Linked DNA regions of Mus musculus: region 1 is linked to region 2. The links are chromatin loops, found by intact Hi-C in ENCODE. Cell type or tissue: left cerebral cortex. All regions are shown on one strand. Links, peaks and the distances in the headings refer to the core of each region. The heading gives the core; the rest is flanking DNA.

Evidence for each region. A loop is a pair of places that touch in the nucleus more often than their neighbours do. Peaks named below come from ENCODE experiments on the same cell type or tissue, not always from the same donor. Only the 100,000 strongest peaks of a DNase experiment are listed, where the experiment ranks them.
Region 1: a loop joins it to region 2, with 6 times the contacts of the local background. A loop is called at or near these places in 10 of 42 quality-filtered maps.

The regions. Positions count from the first base shown.
Region 1 is chr2:122,457,265-122,468,383 of GRCm38, forward strand. Slc28a2 (solute carrier family 28 (sodium-coupled nucleoside transporter), member 2) reads left to right here. Exons shown (of 20, transcript NM_172980.4): 18 at 620-718; 19 at 904-1,015; 20 at 3,156-3,869. The coding sequence ends at 3,273. It also overlaps the pseudogene Bambi-ps1. Among named protein-coding and RNA genes, the nearest start is that of Slc28a2b, 22 kb to the right of the region's middle. In left cerebral cortex, for the core only: a CTCF peak has its summit at 5,021 (motif pointing left); no DNase peak of the experiment used is centred there.
Region 2 is chr2:122,525,173-122,536,291 of GRCm38, forward strand. Slc28a2b (solute carrier family 28 member 2b) reads left to right here. Exons shown (of 18, transcript NM_001085518.1): 17 at 1-21; 18 at 2,160-2,868. The coding sequence ends at 2,277. Among named protein-coding and RNA genes, the nearest start is that of Gm34325, 39 kb to the right of the region's middle. In left cerebral cortex, for the core only: no CTCF peak of the experiment used is centred there; DNase peaks (open chromatin) are centred at 6,308, 6,749 and 7,141; H3K27ac peaks cover 367 bases.

The sequences.
Region 1 (11,119 bases), core at 3,922-6,421, 69 kb before region 2:
TTTTCCTCTCTGTAAAATACTCATCCACACTGCTGTATGTCTGCCAGGTGTTAGCTGTGACTCTGGACTGAGGTGAGATGGATGCTCTCCTGTCCAGTCCTTTGGCTCAAATTCTACATGTAATTCCTGAAACAGTTTCTTTTTGGTCCTTTTCCTCTCTATAAAATACTCATCCACACTGCTGTATGTCTGCCACATGTTAGCTGTGACTCTGGGCTGAAGTGAGATGGATGCTGTCCTGTCCAGTCCTTTGGCTCAAATTCTCCATGTAATTCCACTCTGGACTTACTGGTGTAGACCTCAACTGGCTGACACAGGCATCTGTGCCTATGGGAGCAGCTCAGAGTCCTGCTTGATTGAGATTTATCTTGAATGCATTCCAGAACCACTGAGGTGAGGGTCAGACATACAATCCTTGATCCAGGAGAAGTCTGACTTATGTGTCAAGACTAATGTATGTATGTATGCACCTCTTAAGGAAGCTTTAGCAGGCTTAGGTGGTTGGTCGAAGAACACTAGTCTTCTGACCTGGTTTTTTCATTCTTCTAATGGGGACTGATGGGCTACACCTCCTTGCTGTGTGAGGAAGACATCAATTGCTTTCTCTTGTTGTCTACAGCATCCATGATACCCCAGAGGAAGAGTGACTTGTGCAAGATTGTGGTCAGGGCCCTCTTCACAGGTGCCTGTGTTTCCTTTATCAGTGCCTGCATGGCAGGTAGGTGCCTAAGTATTGTCTCTGGCAGAGACTACAGGATCTCTCTCAGAATGTTTATTTAACTAACCATCTACCCCACAGACACCTAATCTACGGTGTTACCAACTCCCATCCAAGCAAAACAGAACGTTGGAGTGCATGTGTCAAATCTGTCTCTTTAAATAACTATTATCTTCTCCATGCAGGAATCCTCTATGTTCCCAGAGGCGCTGAAACTGACTGTGTCTCATTCCTAAACACAAATTTCACCAATAGAACCTATGAGACATATGTGTGCTGCAGAGAGCTTTTCCAGAGGTAGGCAAACACCAGGGTTTCTGTTCCCCCCCTAGCATATCCTCTTATATGAAGGGAACTTCTGGATGTTGGGAGATGGAGGTCTTGAGTACAGAGTCTTGGAAGCTGTGTGGAGTGTATGAGACACAACATGGATGCTTGTGATTGATAGTCTGGACTCTTTTCTCTTAGTAGGTTTTATCTTCATTATTAGTCCTACTGTGTGTGGCAGGTTCCATTTATTGGTGTTGTATAGCAGAAGGGAAAGAAGTTTGGTCTCTTGGTTAAGAAGTTCCTGTGTTTATTGTGACTGAAATGTATGGAGTAGACAATGATGATTTTACAGTCGTCTAAAACTCAGATTTTTTTTCCAGATAGAAATAAAGCAGACCAGGAGAAGACAGATTTTAAATTGAAAAGATAAACTTGAATTCAGATAGTGTGAAGGTTACCTTGTTTACTATATTCTAGAATATGAAAGGAACCTATCACTGAGCCCAAGGAATGAGTTTTGGGACACATAGAAGGAATGAGGAAGTAGAATATTTGATGTGGTAAAAGCCAAAAAGGTGCATGCTGGTAGTAGCCTGCAGGTGAGTGGGGAGAGCTCTAGGAAGCAAGACTGAACCGTTATAGAAAGGCCTTGCATGAACACCTCGAGGAGTCCAATTTTGACCTGCAGGATTCTGGACCCCAGCATGGTGAGCTGTGCTTTATGGAAGGGTGTTTGGTAACAAGGAGAGCAAACGCATCACTGTAACAGTCTTAGCAAGAGAGTAAGACACTTAACAGATACAGGCACCACAGAAGGGAGAGTCGATAGGAGTGACCCTCAACTTCATAGAAGAAAGGCCCAGGGTGAAGAGGGGAAAGAATGGTCTTTTCTGACTTGGGTCTGTGTGTCCATCACAAGGAGGAACAAGAAATAGGAGAGAAGGCTAAAGGCATGGCCTCTTCTGGTTCTGGATATGTTATTTTGGAGGTACCTGAGTGACTGGCATATAAAGTGAGTCACAAGTCAACTGGAGTCTGAGGCTCAGGAGAGAGGTCAGATCTGGAGCCTGATTAGGAGGCAATGTGTATGTCCTTGATGTGTCCCTGTTCTTAATCAGATGTTAGCTGTAGAACAGGTTAAGAAACAAAGTAAAAGTAAGTGAATTGCAAATTTCATTTATTGTTAAAGCAGAATTTATAAAGTGGCTAGATTGTTTGTCTGGTGGAGTTCTAATGTGTATATTCTCAGTGGATTTTCTAAAGACATATTCTAAGAATGGTTGGCATCTAGAAGCCCAGAGAAATATTTTCAGGGGCTCAAATACCATATAAATCCACTCACAAGTCAGCTGGAGTCTGGCTTAAGTAGCTGTTCAGATGCAGCTCTTGCAGGTGGACTAACAGGCTGCTGTCCTGGAGGGCCTGAGTTCTATTTCCCCATGCACACTGAGGGCTTCCAACCACCTACATCTCCAGCTCCAGAGGGTCCCATGCTTAAGTCCTCTGCAGGCACCTGCCCTCACATGCACACACCCACACCTGCACATGGAATTAGAATATGAGAAAAATAACAGCTGGATTTGTCTTTCTTTCTGTCTGTCTGTCTATATGTAATGATAATAAAAAAGTGGATATTAACTTGAGAGTAGAGGATAATATGGGAGGGATTCAAGAGAGGATAAATGGGAGGGGCTGGAGGGAGGAACATGATGGAGAGAAGTGATATAATTCTGTTTCAGTTTGAATAGAATGAAAATCAAAAATTGAGAAAAAGAGAAATAACTTTGTCTAATTAATTTGTAGCAATAAAGTATAAACAGTATTTCTTTCTCAAAAGGAAAGTGGCCCTAGTTATCAGCTTTTTTTTTTTTATTAAATTAAATTCTGGATCATGTATAAGGTCTAATTTTTTTCTCAACTGTTTGGAAATGCCAGACATTTGTAACTGACCTGAGGTTAGGAGCTGGGCTCTGGGCAGACAATGGTCAGGGTTCTGTTCTAGCGTCGACTAAAGCGTGAGAAGCCAAGTTCGTTCAGTTGGATCTCATGTCCTGGTTATGACAACAGATCTATGCACAGTAGGTTTGTTCTCAGTTATTTGGAAAACTTGTCGATTGTTTTGCCTTGTTTGTGTCTGACCCCTGTGCATCTGGTTTTATCATTTCAGTACTTCGCTGAATGGCACCAACATGCCTTCTTTCTCAGGCCCCTGGCAAGACAATGTGTCCAGCCTCAGGAATCTTGCTAGCTGCTGTGACCTCTATACCAGCACTGTGTGTGCATGAGGCTGGTGGGCCGCTCCAAGACAGTTCTCATAGAACAGATTCATATTACCAAATACATTTTCATGTACTTCCTATTCTCTGAGAACCCCACTAAACTCCACAAAGTGAAATTTCTGAGCTCACTATAGCTCTGTATAAAAATCAGCCCTTACCTTTCCAGCGGCATGACATGAAATTCCGGTTACCAGACATGAAATTCATTATAGACCCTCTTGAGCCAAAGTATGGTGGGCATGTAACTGAGGAGAAAATATGTGTGTGGTGAGGGCTAAGATCCAGGTTCAACCCCGGGCCTGGCCCAGAGTGGGGAGAGTGGGGAAATCAAAGTAGATGCTTAGTTTTAACTTGGGAATGGTGGCAAACCCCGTGGTCTCTTACCTGTAGGCTCACAGCTAAGGGGATTACCTCAGATTCAAGGCAAGCCTGGCCCAAACATGACATGTCCTAGTGTAGGAGTGGATGTGAGGGGAGATATTTTTAAAGTTATATTGAAACATGTGTGAATTTAAAGACACACATTCTTTTTGTATTGCCAAAGACTTATAAACACAAGAGCTTCTTTTATTTTCATAAAGAAATAAAAATGATTCCTGTAATAAAGTGTTGTTTTATTTATTTATTTATTTATTTATTTATTTATTTATTTATTTATTTATTTATTTATTTATTTGAGGCAAGGTTTCTCTGTGTAGCCCTGGCTGTCCTGGAACTCACTCTGTAGACCAGGCTGGTCTCGAAATCAGAAATCTGCCTGCCTCTGCCTCTCAAGTGCTGTGATTAAAGGCCTGCACCACCACTGCCTGGATATAAAGCATTTTTTAAAAAGTAAGCATTTTTAAAATTGTGCGTGTGAGTACAGGTGCCAGAGGAACCCTGAGATGGGAGCCACCTGGACCTGGAAGTATAGGTGGTCCTGAGACACCCAATATGCATGCTGGGGACTACACTCCTGTCTGCTGCAGGAACAGTATACCCTTAACCACTGAACCTTCTTGTAAGCCCCAATACATAAAATCCTAAGGAATATCCATAATTTACCAGGCTCTTATTTTGATTTGGTATTCTCATTCAGTGCCAGTTACCTGCAGTTCAGGTTTATCTAGAATCCTTTAAAATAGTTTTGGACCATCTATAAGAATTACCCTACAAAAAGCTGGCCAGATAGCCTGAGTTAGACCCCGGGAGGATTTCTCTCAACAGAAATGGGTAAGGGGCACACATACAAGGGCTACTTAACTCTGTAACTCCAGCACCCTCACTACAGCACTCACACCAGGGCTATTTAACTGTCTCTCCAGCACCTCACTATTCTTGGCTTCAGCTCCTCAGTAAGGGGCCAAGTGTGGGTGACATATGACTTGAATCTCTGTGAGCATGAGGTCAGATTGGTCTACAGGGTGAGCTTCAGGACAGCCTGGGCTACAGAGAGAGACCTTGTCTCAACAAATCAGAAGGAAAAACAAATAAAAATGCAAGAGACTCTGCTGGATTTATGATCTGGTGCTGGTGCCATTCTAAAGAACCCAGGAACAGCCCAGTGGAGGGGGTGGCAGAGGCAGTGCCATAGACAGCAATGCTTCCACGGAGCTACCCAGAGCAGTCACAGATCACAGAGAGGCTGGGTGTCCAAAACATCTAGGAATGATTGGGTCATCATCAATAGGTTAGAGGGTAACCTTTCTGTCCAAGTATGCAGGCATGAATCAGCAATCAGAGGCTTGCTGTGTCAGAAATCAGGTCTGTACTGCCACCTTTTGGAATCTGGAGATTGGCCTCAAGTCTTAAACCTGTGTGCTAGCACCTATACCCATTAGTCTATGTTGTCAACCCAAGATTGTTTTTCTCATCACTGTACACTGTGTCATGCCACCTACCCATGAGCGTGATCATTCAGTCACCATACACAACTACTGAGTTTCCTTAAAAATCCCTACCTTCCTGGTAAGTGACCCTTCAAGGTCCCTACCCTCTCAAGTGAAAATAACTACAGCTTCATAGAAGGCTTGCTGTGGAAGATGCAGTATCTCCTCTCTAGCATCATCACTGTGACACAGAGATGCATAGCGAGTGTTGGCTCTCATTTCTCCTGCCTTCATTTGATTCCATATCTCCTGTCCTAAGTTTAGCAGTGCTAGAATGTGGATGTTTGTACCCCACTTCACTCATGTATTGAGACCCTGTCCAGGAAGTGTTAGTATTAGAGGTGAGAACTTAGAGTGTGTTTAGGTCATGTGGGTGGAGCTCTCATGAATGGGATCCATGCAATGATTGAAGAATCAGAAAACACTTTGTCCTTCTGCCTGTTGGTGAGTGATGGGCCTGTATATGGAATCGGGTCCTTAAACACCAACCTCTGCTGCTCTGATCTGGGATTTCTCAGCCTTCAGATTTGTGAGGAATACATTTCTATTGTTTAAGTGCCCTTTTGATTTAAGGTATTTTGTTTCTAATAGATCAGGCAAATGAAGGCGAATACTTTTTGCATACGTCTACCATAGACATATTTTACTTTCTCCAGGGGTACCTGGCACCCTGCCCCACATATGCCTAACTCCTCTCCTACCTAGTCTCAGAAGGGCGGGATTAGAGGATGGGTCCATTTGGGCTGGAGTTTGCTGAGGGTTACAGACTAGAAGTCCTTGCTCTGGTTAAGATACAAGTCTAAAGTTCAGAATTGATGGAGCCATATACTGTCTTAAATAATGATGGTAAGCCAAGGAGCAGGGGTAACCAGGTCATCAAATGGCTCCAGTGGGAATACTAGTTCCTTGGAATGACCTGTCCTGGGGATGAGAGGTTGGCCACCAAGGGTGAAGTTGAGGAAGCATTTCAAGAAGAAGTAGCAATTTCCAGGATTGCACGCAGTGCAATTTATCCGAGAGATACCTATGGACAGACACACATACTGACTGATAGTGGGACAGGAGTGTTAATGCACCTCAATCAGAAGCAAGGGTTTAAGTGAGACAAAGGTAGACAACAGCAAACAAGAATGTGCCCGTCCGTTCTCAGAGAGGATTCTTGTGTCAGTCAAGTAATAGGGTAGGGGCTAGCAACATGGCTCAGTGTGTATCAGTGCTCGTTACATTTTTTTTTTTTTTTTTTGGTTTTTCGAGACAGGGTTTCTCTGTATAGCCCTGGCTATCCTGGAACTCACTTTGTAGACCAGGCTGGCCTCGAACTCAGAAATCCACCTGCCTCTGCCTCCCGAGTGCTGGGATTAAAGGCGTGCGCCACCACGCCCGGCAATAAGTTTTTTGTTTTTTGTTTTATTATATGTAAGTACACTGTAGCTGTCCTCAGACACTCCAGAAGAGGGAGTCAGATCTCGTTATGGATGGTTGTGAGCCACCATGTGGTTGCTGGGATTTGAACTCCTGACCTTCGGAAGAGCAGTCGGGTGCTCTTACCCACTGAGCCATCTCACCAGCCCAATTTTTTTTTAAGAGTAAATTTTTGTCTCTATCTCAAGGTTGGCCTCTGTGGCAGTCATTGCCAGATTAGCCATGACTGTAAGAATTTTCCCCACGTGTTTGGAGAACGAAACAAAACAAAATACAGCAAAATGTAAAACAAGTTAAAACAAGTTAAGTTTGCCTATTCATGTCAGATAGTCTATGGATGAATAGGTGGTGTTCAAAACCCTCAGAGACCTACGGAAGATGTCATTAAAGGATGTTTTATTATTTTAAGGATTTTTGGGTATGAGACATGTCACCTCCATACATCACCTCCACTTCTACCTCAGAGAAGATGATGAACATCAGAGACTCCTTATGTTTGCTTCAAATCGGGCAGGCTGCCAGGAGGCAAAATTGTTCCTTGATTCAACCACTGACAAAATGCTGTCCACCATGGACAAACATGGACAAAAAATGGACAAAATGAAGGAAATATCCTTCATTCAATGAGGAATTCAAATCTGAGTCATGTTGCCATGGAAAGCTAATCTTTGCCTTGTGTTTATGAAGTACTCAGCTCCGTAGACATGTTTACCTCTCTTGAGGGAACAGCAGCTCCTGACAAGAAGAAATAGGATTTCAGCCAAAATCTCAGGTCTCTATGCTCATTAAAAAATGCTTCAGCTGGACATGGTGGCACACGCCTTTAATCCCAGCACTCGGGAGGCAGAGGCAGAGGCAGGCAGATTTCTGAGTTCGAAGCCAGCTTGGTCTACAAAGTGAGTTCCAGGACAGCCAGGGCTACACAGAGAAACCCTGTCTCAAAAAAACCAAAAAAAAAAAAAAAAAAAAAAAAAAAAAAAAAAAAAAAAAAAAAAAAAAAAAAACCAAAACACACACACAAAAAAACCAAACCAAAAAACAAAACAAAACAAAACAAAACAAAAAAAAGAGTAGATTCAATAATCTACCTCTTTCCCCTATTATTTCTATATTATTCCTATCTCTTCCTTTCTTTCTCTTCAACCCTTTTTTCCCTCCATAAGAAAGAAGTGATAGAGAAAAGAAAAGGAAACAGAGAAGTCCCTGAGTCTAATTTTCTATACCTTGTTTTCTCCTTAATCAAGACCATTGGATAACTTGCAGCCAACCCCCGTAAATAACAATAACCATCCATAACCCATTGAATGAACATAAAACCATCTACCCCACCTTTTGTGAAATGGGCTGTCATTCTTTTAAGACTGCTTCCTATTGATTTTGGATATAGTTTTTCCTTTTTGGGGCCCCAGAAAAAATTGGTTCTTTTGCTCTGAAAACACATCAACTCTCACAAGTAATATATGTTTTTCCATTAACATATGTATTGAATGTCTAGTGTGCACAGACCAGTTAAAGGTGATTCTTTGTTCTTTGTTTGAGCAAGTAAAAGACATCTGACTTCCTTAAGTTAGTTTGGATTGTATAAGTGAACTATAATATAAATCTCCATCCAAACCATGTGAAAGGATGGCATGTAATAATATGTTAGGAGGACTTTGTAGCCAATAATATTTATTAGCTATTGTCTTAGGGTTTTTACTGCTGTGAACAGACATCATGAGCAAAGCAACTCTTATAAACACAATATTTAATTGTGGCTGGCTTACAAGTTCAGAGGTTCAGTCCATTATCATCAAGGAGGGAGCATGGCAGCATCCAGGCAGGCATGGCACAGGAGGAGCTGAGAGTTCTACTTCTTCATCTGAAGGTTGCTAGGAGAAGACTGGCTTCTAGTCAGCTAGGAGGAGGGTTTTAAATCCTATGCCCACAGTGACACACTTTCTCCAAAAAGGCCACACCTTCTCCAACAGGGCCACACCTCCAAATAGTGACACTCCCTGGGCCAAGCACATTCAAACCACTATAGCTAAATATAGATTTTTAAGTCTCAGCCAGTCTCAGAGATGTAGAAGCAACAAGGTACATATTATCTGCCTTGTTGATCTTGTTAATTTCTTTCTTCCTGTCTATAGTCAAGATCTTCAGGAGTCTCTCCCTGTCATATCAGATTTTTATCAATTTGGATCAAATCCACAGGTTTTTTTTTTTCTGTAGAAACATATATAAAGCCTTTCCCCTAGCTAATAATTTCCTTCCCTGTATTCAGATATAATGACATTCTTAGTATATACAGGCCGATTAAGCTCAGCAGGCTTTTCCATAGTACAATGTTTCTTAGCAGCTGTTGTTTTTTGTTCATTAGCATCAAGACATTTAAAGTCAATAATGCACTGTGTAATCTATCTGTATGTACTCTGGGAATCTTTGTTACCCATTTCTGTTTGTTAAGAATCTCTTTTAAAGTACAATTGGATCTCTCTATAACTGCTTGTCCTGTAAAAAACTGAGGTACACCCATAGTTAGCTTTATATTATAATATGCAAAAGTTGTTCCATTTTTCCAGAGACATATGCTATCGCATTGTCAGTCATGATTTGTATAGATATCTCCATAATTGCTATAGATGTTAATAAATTATAATGGCAGAATCAGTCTTTTCAGAACACAAAGCAGTTGCTCATTAAAATACTGAATATGTGTCTATAGTATGATAAACATATTACAGTTTACCAAACTCTATAAAATGAAACACATCCAATTGCCAATTTTCATTTCTTTTTTTATTAGATATTTTCTTCATTTACATTTCAAATGCTATCCCGAAAGTCCCCTCTACCATCCCCCCCTCCTGCTCCCCAACCCATCCACTAATGCTTCTTGGCCCTGGCATTCCCCTGTACTGGGGCATATGATCTTCGCAGGACCAAGGGCCTCTCCTCTCATTGATAGCCAACTAGGCCATCCTCTGCTACATATGCAACTAGAGACACAGTTCTGGGGGGTACTGGTTATTTCATATTGTTGTTCCTCCTTGGGTACTTTCTCTAGTTGATTACACTGGTGATCTCTTCAAATTTAAGCTTTGTATCTCAGATCTAGGAAAGCCACCGCGGTGAAAGCTGTAGTGCAAACAGGACAGCATCTGCTGCCACCGATCCTGCAGTCTCTTGTTCTTACTTTGAAGCACTCGCAAGGCCAACAAAACAGTAAGGCAGCAGCACAAGATCAGTCCGCCAGCGATCACAGCTGCGCCAAACCACAGTTCTTTGAAGGAAGTCAGCTCCTGCATCCTAGTGATGAGTTTTCTGCTGCTGTCATGCTGATACTGGTTTCCTTGTCCTGAGGCTTCGCTCTTGGGAGGAGAGAGGACTTCATGCAGTCCTCGGGAATTGCACATGTTTTCGTGACAGCATTCCAAAGTGGGCATGGCAGGGCCAGAGTGGTTTAGGGCCTGCTTGTCTTCGCAGATGTCTGTGCTGTGCTTGCATGTAAGTCCAGACAGCTGTGGATGAGTGGGGAATTGGTGTCCTGAGGATCGAGATGTCTGGAGAAGCAAGCACTAAGCTCAGACTTACACATATAACCTGTTGCCACACAGCGAGCATCATCATAGTAGCATCTGATCTCTCCTGTGGTGAGCAGCACAGCCTTGGTGCAGAGCTCCAGCTGCAGCCAGATGAAGAAGGATCTGGAGTGATGTCCATTGATGTCTCGCGCTCCCTTCGATCCTGGAGCCAGGCGCGGCTTCACTATGACCTCCGGGCGCGCCGCACTTGAGCCCGGGCGCTGTCATTGTCGGGGCGAGGGCCTGAGCATTGAGCGGAACTAAGACTACCGAGGACCCATTCCGGGTCCCTCGCGCGCGCTCCCCGGCCGTCGTCCTCTTGCTCTGCCAGCCAGTGCAAAAGACAGGAACAGGAGAGGGGAATTGGAGCCGAGAGGGGTAAATAGCGCCAGGGCCCGGCTCTATGCCCCACCTCCACTCTCCGATTGGCCGACGCCTCTAGCCCTGGGGCCCAGCAGCAGGGGGCGGGGCCAGACGCGGGCTGAGACCGACCCGCTGACCCGCTCCCGCTGGCTCCTACCTGGGTTGGGCACTGTCGACTCCCCCTAGCGGACGCCTGCGCGAGCAGCCGCAGATGCGCCGCAGAGCCCAGCCCAGAGTTGTGTGACCCTCACTGCTCAGTCTCTGGTCAGCGGCCTCCAGCACGTGGCTTCGCTTTTGTCCCACCTGAAACCCCACCACCACCACCACCACCACGACGGACCAATGGGCTTGGGGTCTGCCCGCGCGCGTGGCCGATGAGAAGTAGGGTGCACATAGCCAAGAAGGGGCTGCTGGCTCTCTGCTGGCTCCCTAGGGCTCATCCAACCTGAGCCAGCTGCCTTGCGACCAGTATCCTCAACATTTTTTTTAATTAGGTATTTTCCTCGTTTACATTTTCAATGCAATCTCAAAAGTCCCCCCTCAACATTTTTTATGTTTAGATTTTATCACATTGAACTCCTCTTCTCTCTCTCTCTCTCTCTCTCTCTCTCTCTCTCTCTCTCTCTCTCTCTC
Region 2 (11,119 bases), core at 4,831-7,330:
CTGCAGAGAGCTTTTCCAGAGGTAGGCAAACACCAGGGTTCCTGTTCCCCCCTAGCATATCCTCTATTATGAAGGGAACTTCTGGATGTTAGGAGATGGAGGTCTTGAGTACAGAGTCGTGGAGGCTGTGTGGAGTGTATGAGACACTACATGGATGCTTGTGATTGATAGTCTGGACTCTTTTCTCTTAGTAGTTTTTATCTTTATTATTAGTCCTACTGTGTGTGGCAGGTTCCATTTATTGGCGTTGTATAGAAGAAGGGAAGTAGTTTGGTCACTTGGTTAAGAAGCTCCTGTGTTTATTGTGACTCAAATGTATGTAGTCGACAAGTGATGATTTTACAGTCGTCTAAAATCAGATTTTTTTGTAGATAGAAATAAAGCAGACCAGGAGAAGACAGATTTTAAATTGAAAAGATAACCTTGAATTCAGATAGTGTGAAGGTTACCTTGTTTACTATATTCTAGAATATGAAAGGAACCTATCACTGAGCCCAAGTAACGAGTTTTGGGACACATAGAGGAAGGAATGAAGAAGTAGAATATTTGATGTTGTAAAAGCCAAAAAGGTGCATGCTGGTAGTGGCCTGCAGGTGAGTGGGGAGAGCTCTAGGGAGCAAGACTGAACTGTTATAGAAAGGCCTTGCATGAACACCTCGAGGAGTCCAATTTTGACCTGCAGGATTCTGGACCCCAGCATACTTAGCTGTGCTTTACGGAAGGGTGTTTGGTAACAAGGAGAGCAAACACATCGCTGTAACAGTCTTAGAAAGAGATTAAGACACTTACCAGATACAGGCACCACACAAGGGAGAGTAGATAGGACTGACCCTCAACTGCATAGGAGAATGGCCCAGGGTGAAGAGGGGAAAGAATGGTCTTTTCTGACTTGGGTCTGTGTGTCCATCACAAGGAGGAACAAGAAATAGGAGTGAAGGCTAAAAGCATGGCCTCTTCCGGTTCTGGATATGTTAATTTGGAGGTACCTGAGTGACTGGCATATAAAGTGAGTCACAAGTCAACTGGAGTCTGAGGCTCAGGAGAGAGTTCAGAGCTGGAGCCTGATTAGGAGGCGATGTGTATGTCCTTGATGTGTCCCTGTTCTTAATCAGATGTTAGCTGTAGAACAGGTTAAGAAACAAAGTAAAAGTAAGTGAATTGCAAATTTCATTTATTGTTTAAGCAGAATTTATAAAGTGGCTAGATTGTTTGTCTGGTGGAGTTCTAATGTGTATATTCTCAGTGGATTTTCTAAAGACATATTCTAAGAATCATTGGCATCTCGAAACCCAAAGAAATGTTTTCAGGGGCCGAAAATACCATATAAATCCACTAACAAGTCAGCCAGAGTCTGGCTCAAGTAGCTGTTCAGATGCAGCTCTTGCAGGGGGACTAACAGGCTGCTGTCATGGACGACCTGAGTTCTATTTCCCCATGCACACTGGGGGCTTCCAACCACCTACATCTCCAGCTCCAGAGGGTCCCATGCTTAAGTCCTCTGCAGGCACCTGCCCTCACATGCACACACCCACACCTGCACATGGAATTAGAATATGAGAAAAATAACAGCTGGATTTGTCTTTCTTTCTGTCTGTCTGTCCATATGTCTATAAAAAAGTGGATATTAACTTGAGAGTAGAGGATAATATGGGAGGGACTCAAGGGAGGATAAGTGGGATGGGCTGGAGGGAGGAAAATGATGGAGAGAAGTGACATAATTCTGTTTCAGGTTGAATAAAATGAAAATCAAAAAATTGAGAAAAAGAGAAATCACTTTGTCTAATTAATGTGTAGCAATGAAGTATACACAGTATTTCTTTCTCAAGAGGAAAGTGGCCCTAGTTATCAGCTTATTTTTTTTTTTATTAAATTAAATTCTGGATCAGGTATAAGGCCTAATTTTTTTTCAACTGTTTGGAAATGCCAGACATTTGTAACTGACCTGAGGTTAGGAGCTGGGCTCTGGGCAGACAATGGTCAGAGTTCTGTTCTAGCGTCGACTAAAGCGTGAGAAGCCAAGTTCGTTCAGTTGGATCTCATGTCCTGGTTATGACAACAGATCTATGTACAGTAGGTTTGTTCTCAGTTATTTGGAAAACTTGTCGATTGTTTTGCCTTGTTTGTGTCTGACCCCTGTGCATCTGGTTTTATCATTTCAGTACTTCGCTGAATGGCACCAACATGCCTTCTTTCTCAGGCCCCTGGCAAGACAACGTGTCCAGCCTCAGGAATCTTGCTAGCTGCTGTGACCTCTATACCAGCACTGTGTGTGCATGAGGCTGGTGGGCCGCTCCAAGACAGTTCTCATAGAACAGATTCATATTACCAAATACATTTTCATGTACTTCCTATTCTCTGAGAACCCCACTAAACTCCACAAAGTGAAATTTCTGAGCTCACTATAGCTCTGTATAAAAATCAGCCCTTACCTTTCCAGCGGCATGACATGAAATTCCGGTTACCAGACATGAAATTCATTATAGACCCTCTTGAGCCAAAGTATGGTGGGAATGTAACTGAGGGGAAAATATGTGTGTGGTGAGGGCTAAGATCCAGGTTCAACCCCGGGCCTGGCCCAGAGTGGGGAGAGTGGGGAAATCAAAGTAGATGCTTAGTTTTAACTTGGGAATGGTGGCAAACCCCGTGGTCTCTTACCTGTAGGCTCACAGCTAAGGGGATTACCTCAGATTCAAGGCAAGCCTGGCCCAAACATGACATGTCCTCTTGCAGGGGTGGAGGTGAGGGGAGATATTTTTAAAGTTATATTGGAAACATGTGTGAATTTAAAGACACACATTCTTTTTGTATTGCCAAAGACTTATAAACACAAGAGCTTCTTTTATTTTCATAAATAAAAATGATTCCTGTAATAAAGTGTTTTTTGTTTTATTTATTTATTTTGAGGCAAGGTTTCTCTGTGTATCCCTGGCTGTCCTGGAACTCACTCTGTAGACCAGGCTGGTCTTGAACTCAGAAATCTGCCTGCCTCTGCCTCTGCCTCTGCCTCCCAAGTGCTGGGATTAAAGGCCTGCACCACCACTGCCCCTCAATAAAGCATTTTTTAATAAGTAAGCATTTTTAAAATTGTGTTTGTGTGTGTGTGTGTCTGTGAACATATGTGCATGTGAGTACAGGTGCCAGAGGAACCCTGATGTGGGGGTTACCTGGACCTGGAAGTATAGGTGGTCCTGAGACACCCAATATGCATGCTGGGGACTACACTCCTGTCTGCTGTGGGAACAGTACACACTTAACCACTGAACCTTCTTGTAAGCCCCAATACATACAATCCTAAGGAATATCCATAATTTACCAGGCTCTTATTTTGATTTGGTATTCTCATTCAGTGTCAGTTACCTGTACTTCAGGTTTATCTATAATCCTTTAAAATAGTTTTGGACCAGTTTGGAGATGAGCTGAAAGGATGGACCATCTAGAGACTGCCATATCCGGGGATCCATCCCATAATCAGCCTCCAAACGCTGACACCATTGCATACACTAGCAAGATTTTGCTGAAAGGACCCTGATATAGCTGTCTCTTGTGAGACTATGCCGGGGCCTAGCAAACACAGAAGTAGATGCTCACAGTCAGGTATTGGATGGATCACAGGGCCCCCAATGGAGGCGCTAGAGAAAGTACCCAAGGAGCTAAAGGGGTCTGCAACCCTATAGGTGGAACAGCAATATGAACTAACCAGTACCCCCCAGAGCTCCTGTCTCTAGCTGCAATAGTATCAGAAGATGGCCTAGTTGGCCATCAGTGGAAAGAGAGGCCCATTGGTCGTGCAAACTTTATCTGCCTTAGTACAGGGGAATGCCAGGGCCAAGAAGTGGGAGTGGGTGGGTAGGGGAGTGGGCAGGGTACGGGGGACTTTTTGGATAGCACTGGAAATGTAAATGAAGAAAATACCTAATAAAAAAAAAGAAAAAGAAAAAATAAAGAATTACCCTATAAAAAGCTGGCCAGATAGCCTGAGTTAGACCCTGGGAGGATTTCTCTGAACAGAAATGGGTAAGGGGCACTCACACCAGGGCTACTTAACTCTGTAACTCCAGCACCCTCACTACAGCACTCACACCAGGGCTACTTAACTGTCTCTCCAGCACCTCACTATTCGTGCCTTCAGCTCCTCAGTAGGGGGCCAAGTGTGGGTGACATTTGCCTTGGATCTCTGTGAGTTTGAGGTCAGATTGGTCTACAGGGTGAGCTTCAGGACAGCCTGGGCTACAGAGAGACTTTGTCTCAACAAATCAGAAGGAAAAACAAAATAAAAATGCAAGAGACTCTGCTGAATTTATGATCTGGTGCTGGTGCCATGCTAAAGAACCCAGGAACAGTCCAGTGGAGGGGGTGGCAGAGGCAGTGCCATAGACAGCAATGCTTCCACGGAGTTACCCAGAGCAGTCACGGATCAGAGAGGCTGGGTGTCCAAAACATCTAGGCATGATTGGGTCATCATCAATAGGCTAGAGGGTATGGAGGACACCAAGGCGGCTAATTCTTTGTTATACTCTCTGTTTGGATTTTGGGGATCAAATCCAGGGGTTCAGCAAGCACTTTATTGACTAAGCCATCTCTTTAGCCCAAGAGTATCTTTAAAAGTAATTAATTTATTTTACTCTGTGTGTGTGTGTGTATGTGTCTATCTGTCTTTCTGTCCAAGTATGCAGGCATAAATCAGCAATCAGAGGCTTGCTGTGTCAGAAATCAGGTCTGTACTGCCACCTTTTGGAATCTGGAGATTGGCCTCAGGTCTTAAACCTGTGTGCTAGCACCTATACCCATTAGTTCATGTTGTCAACCCAAGATTGTTTTTCTCATCACTGTACACTGTGTCATGCCACCTACCCATGAGCGTGATCATTCAGTCACCATACACAACTACTGAGTTTCCTTAAAAATCTATACCTTCCTGGTAAGTGACCCTCCAAGGTCCCTACCCTCTCAAGTGAAAATAACTACAGCTTCATAGAAGGGTTGCTGTAGAAGATGTGGTATCTCCTCTCTAGCATCATTACTGTGACACAGAGATTCATAGCGAGTGTTTGCTCTCATTTCTCATGCCTTTATTTTATTCCATATCTCCTGTCCTAAGTTTAGCAGTGCTAGAATGTGGATGTTTGTACCCCATTCCATTCATGTATTGAGACCCTGTCCAGGAGGTGTTAGTATTAGAGGTGAGAGCTTAGAGTGTGGTTAGGTCATGAGTGTGGAGCTCTCATGAGTCGATCCATGCACTGATGGAAGAATCAGAAAACACTTTGTCCTTCTGCCTGTTGGTGAGTGATGGGCCTGTATATGGAATCGGGTCCTTAAACACCAACCTCTGCTGCTCTGATCTGGGATTTCTCAGCCTTCAGAAATGTGAGGAATACATTCCTATTGTTTAAGTGCCCTTTTGATTTAAGGTATTTTGTTTCTAATCGATCAGGCAAATGAAGGCGAATACTTTTTGCATGCGTCTACCATAGACATATTTTACTTTCTCCAGGGGTACCTGGCACCCTGCCCCACATATGCCTAACTCCTCTCCTACCTAGTCTCAGAAGGGCAGGATTAGAGGATGGGTCCATTTGGGCTGGAGTTTGCTGAGGGTTACAGACTAGAAGTCCTTGCTCTGGTTAAGATACAAGTCTAAAGTTCAGAATTGATGGAGCCATATACTCTCTTAAATAATGACGGTAAGCCAAGGAGCAGGGGTAACCAGGTCATCAAATGGCTCCAGTGGGAATACTAGTTCCTTGGAATGACCTGTCCTGGGGATGAGAGGTTGGCCACCAAGGGTGAAGGTGAGGAAGCATTTCAAGAAGTAGCAATGTCCAGGATTGCACGCAGCGCAATTTATCCCAAAGATACCTATGGTTAGACACACATACTGACTGATAGTGCGACAGGAGTGTTAATGCACCTCAATCAGAAGCAAGGGTTTAAGTGAGACAAAGGTAGACAACAGCAAACAAGAACATACCTGTCCTTTCTGAGAGAGGATTCATGTTTCAGTCAAGTAACAGTCTAAGGGCCAGCAACATGGCTCAGTGTGTATCAGTGCTTGCCTTAAAGTCCTGATGACCAGAGTTCAATTTCTGTTACCTATGCAAAGCTGGAAGGAGAGAAATGACTCCACAGAGTTGTTGTCTGGTCTCTGCACTCACCCTGGGCATGTGTGTACTCTCTCTTACACAAACCATATGCACAATAATAAATATAACATTAGAAAAATATCTTGGCATCATGGCTAGCATTACATGCTCAGCCATTGTAACTTTGCGCCATAGAGGGTATGCCAGGGTTGCCTGGCAGGGAGAATGGCAGTTCTTGCCAAGATGGCTCCAGTCACGCTGAATCTCTACAAGCAGATGCTCACGCCGGTGATTTAGCAACGGGAAAGGGAGCATCAGGAGATTTGCTGGGAACCATTTCCCCCCACAGCTTACATTTTCACTGGAACAAACGTCTTTGATCAATTTCAAGAAAAGCAAAAGTTACATTTCTTTCAGAGAAAATTTTTGTCCGTGTCTCAAGGTTAGCATCTGTGGCAGTCATTGCCAGATTAGCCATGACTTTAAGAATCTTTCCCACATATTGGAGAATGAAACAAAACAGAATACGGAAGCAATTTTTAATGAGCATAGAGACCTGGGATTTTTGCTAAAATCATATTTCCCCTTGTCAAGAGCTATGACTCCCTCAAGAGAGGTAAACATTCTGTCTGTGGAACTGAGTACCTCATAAAAACAAGGCAAAGATAGCTGATCCCCTTTCCATGGCAACACGACTTGGGTTTGAATTATTCATCACATGAAGGATATTTCCTCATGGCTAGGCAAACTCAAAGGATAATGTAGCAAATTCCCCAAAGAAAATATCAGTATTCTTATAATTTACATTTGAAAGTTTCTTTCAGAGTGGTTTCAGAAGCAAATTTATGAAATATATGATTGGGCAAACTATCCTTTACAGGGCTGCCATTTATAAAACAAAACTAATATAAAGTTATTTGGTGGCTTTCAGAGACAAGTCAAATATTTAAAAGGTTTAAGGACAGATAAACAATGTAAGGTGTCATCACGAGCCACTCACTGATGCCTACTTATATCACCAAGAGGGATCAACATCATGTGGGTTTCCTGGACCACTAGCTGTGTGGCTGGCCTACGCTGATCATGGCCTCTAGCCAGATCTCACTGGCTGTGTGTCTGACTGGCATTTTGGCATCATGGTGCTTAATTAAGGCTTGAGCAGGGTGGGAGGTGCTTCAGCCAGGATTGTAATGTACACACCAGTCACAATACCATCCAAAAAGCACTGTTAAAAAAAAAAAGTGAATTCTTTTGTGCATTAGTGTCTCTGTCTCTGTCTCTGTCTCTCTGTCTCTCTGTCTCTCTCCCCACCCAGGAGTGGGGTGAGGAGAGGGGTCCTAGTCTAAAAGCATGTAGATGCCAGAAGTGGTCTTTAAGAACAGACCCTCAGTGTAGGATTTTGGCATTGAATAGCTAACCCACAGCTATCTGAAGGCATCTGGAGGAGTTGTTTCTGTGGTGGAGAGGTAGTAAAGGTATAGGGCACACTGAGATCATTGCAGCCTGGAGATGAAGAGCAGATAGAAGGTAGAAGATTGGGAAGATGAGGCTTGGGGCCACAGGGAATGCCGGGCTTGCTTGGCCCAGGGACGATGGTGGTAATGATGATAAGGACTAGAGGAGAGACAGGAAGCTTTTGAACAACATATTAACACTTTGCAAAAATAAAATTCTATCAAAGCCTGAGAGCTTTCATAAGTGAGGTACTTCCCTCTTGCAACAGCACATTAGACAGTTGAAAATTTTGGGTTTCAGACCTGAAACAGTCAGCTGCATGAGACAGCAAATGCAAGACTTCAATGCTTCTCTAAAGTGGAAACTTTAAGGACTCTTTGGAAAGTCAGTTGTGTTGGATGGTGTTTTGCTGGGGCAAACATGTGAAGGATTGTTTTCCTGAAGTGGACACAGGTGAAAGACTAAGGCAGATTCATGAAGGAACGTTTAGCTGAAATAGACACAGGAGAAAGGATGTTATGCTAAAGCAAGCAGATGAAGTCTTAGGTAATGAAACAAATGTGTTGCTCTGCCTTATATTGCGTGTTGAGCTCCATTTGTCGGGACTCCATAGAGAGAAATGCACCGGAAAAACTTCTAGTGGTGTGCTGAGGTTTCTTGCCATTTCCTTCGATTTGGGCTGATTGGCAGAGTGATGTCAGCTGAGATAGACATACATGCTGAGGCAAGACTGGTGGAGGACAGGTGATATTTGGAGGACAGACAGTGATGGAGGCTGAGCTAGTTTTGCTGGCACAGCTAGCTGTGCAACACTTGTGGGTGTCATGTCTTTGCTTTGCTGAGAGAGGCACAGCCAGGAACTTTTTCTGGCATCCCTCCAGGTCCCTCCTACTGACTAGTGCTGAGACTGAGGCCTGGCTGTTTCTGCTCTGTCATGCCACCACTGCTGATTCCTGTTTGCTATCCCAACACTACTGAACTGGACTGCTGGTGTATCCGTGAGGTGTTTACTGGGTCAAGCTGCCACTGCTAACCTGTGAACTGAACTGCCAATTTCCAGTCAACACAGATGGGAGTTGCACCAAAGAACCATTTCTTTTTTTTCTGTAATATTATTATTTTTTATTTATATAATCACTTTGCATCCCAATATTAACAACCTACTCCTCCTAGTAACCCCTAACAACAGATCTGTCCTCCCTTCATCCTTCCCCACTCTATACTCATTATGCCCACTTCCTCCCCAGCCCCCCAGCACTTCCAGTCACTGCTTTCCTAAGCCCATTAGGCACATCCTCTCCCACTAAGGCCAGGCAAGGCAGGCCCATTTAGAGGAATGGGACAAACAGGCAGGCAGTCAACAGATTCAGGAACACCACTATTTACAGTTGTTGGACCAAGCTGCACATCTGTTATATATGTGCAGGGTGCCTAGGTACAGCCCATGTTTGCTTTTTGGTTGGTGGCTCAGTCTCTGGGAGCCCCAAAAGGTTCAGGTTATTTGACTTTGTTAGTCTTCCTATCAGCTTCCATAACCCTCAATCCTTCACACAGTTGTCCATAAGGCTTCCTGAACTCCATCCAATGTTTATCTGTGGGTCTCTGAATCTCTTTCCATTGGCTGCTGGGTAGTACCTCTCAGAGGACAGTTATGGTTGGATCCTGTAGGCAGGGACATCCCCAATTCCAGTTGTTGGGGGATCTGCATGAAGAGCAAGCTGTGCATCTGCTACATATGTGCAGAGATCTAGGTCCAGCCTGGGCTCATTCAAAGAACCATTTCTAATCAGGTCCATTTTCCCCATATCCTTTCTTTTCCACTACCTCTGTTGGGTGATAGGCTACAAGGGAGGTTAAAGTGTTTAAGGGCCATTAAAAAAATAGGTGTTTGAAAAAATAAAGTTCTACTTCTCTCTTCTCAGTCTCTTCCAGACAGAAAAATGTGTGTGATTTTAAAACCTGGACAAGAAATATTCAGATTCATCAGCCTCAGAATCTGAAGATTGAGAAATTGTCCTAGAATCTTCTTGGCCAGCAGGAGCAGTTTTTAAAAGTCTCAGTTGAAAAGGAAGTGAGCTTTCCTTGCCTGGAGAACACCCAGGGACTGAATGAAGTAGGTTAATGGTGAAACAACTTGCTCACAGCAGGATTTGCCTGTGGTATCTTTGCCTTGGGTGTGATTATCAGTGTTAGGGCTCAGCACAGCCAAGAAGGAAGTAGTTTCTGCTGTAGGAAGAACTAGCCTACACTTTGTGGGACTCGAGGGACCTGGACAATGTGTAGGGATGGAGATCAGGTGAGGATAGATCTCAAAAGTGTGAAGGCTGGGGAGAAGGACGGTGTATTAACCAAGATTTTGTAGAATAGGATTCTTTGACAGGCATCTACACATAAAGTTTTATTCAGTGTTCTGGTAAATATGTTCACACGGACACACCCTGGAACATCAAGCCAAAGCTTCATGAGTTTGCTGTGATGGTTCCTTGTAATTGGAGGTGGAAATAGCAGAAATATTGTACTAAAAGGAACTCAAAAGTGAGAATTTTAGATAGAAAAGTGATATTGAGACAACTTTTCCATGCAAGACTTGGAAAGCTGCCATGTGATTGTACACTTTAGTAGGACTTAAGACACTCCCTCTTAGTAAAGAATAAAGACCACCCCAAGTCAGGGTCTAATGTTGGGGCTTTTGTAAGTTGGTGCCAATAGTGGAGAATGCTGCTATAAAACCAGAATCCTTAATATCAAAGGTGGTGATAGAATTCTAGAATAACAGAGGCCCCAGAATAACATTTAACTACAGAAATTAAACCCTGGTTCTTCTTCCCAGCACCATGCTCCCAGAAATAAGACTCTGATTCAAAATATATTTACAAATATATTTATATAGCTAAGCTTTTCTCTGATTAGAGCATAACTTAAATTATCCTATTTATTCTAATCTACTTTCTGCCATGTAGCTGGTTACCTGTGCTCAGGTACCATGCATCTGTCTCTTCACACCTTCCCAGGCAAATCTCCCATGTCTGGCTCTATCCCAGAAATGTTTCTGCCTCCCAGATGTCCTGCCTTCTATTCTACCCTTTCCTATACGCCATAGTTTTTTAGTTGATAGGTGATGTATCCATACAATACACAAGATATTCTCTGTACACTTAACTACCCAAGAGAGCACACACTGTCACTGCAATGCACAACAAAGCCTGAGCAGTGGCTAACAGTCTCGACCTGCAAGGAAGCTTTACAAAGATCAGTAGATTGTGATACTTCTTTTTTTTTATTACATATTTTCCTCAATTACATTTCCAATGCTATCCCAAAAGTCTCCCACACCCCCCCCACTCCCTTACCCACCCATTCCCATTTTTTGGCCCTGGCGTTCCCCTGTACTGGGGCATATAAAGTTTGCCTGTCCAGTGGGACTCTCTTTCCAGTGATGGCCGACTAGGCCATCTTTTGATACATATGCAGCTAGAGTCAAGAGCTCCGGGGTACTGGTTAGTTCATAATATTGTACCTACAGGGTTGCAGATCTCTTTAGCTCCTTGTATGCTTTCTCTAGTTTCTCCATTGGGGGCCCT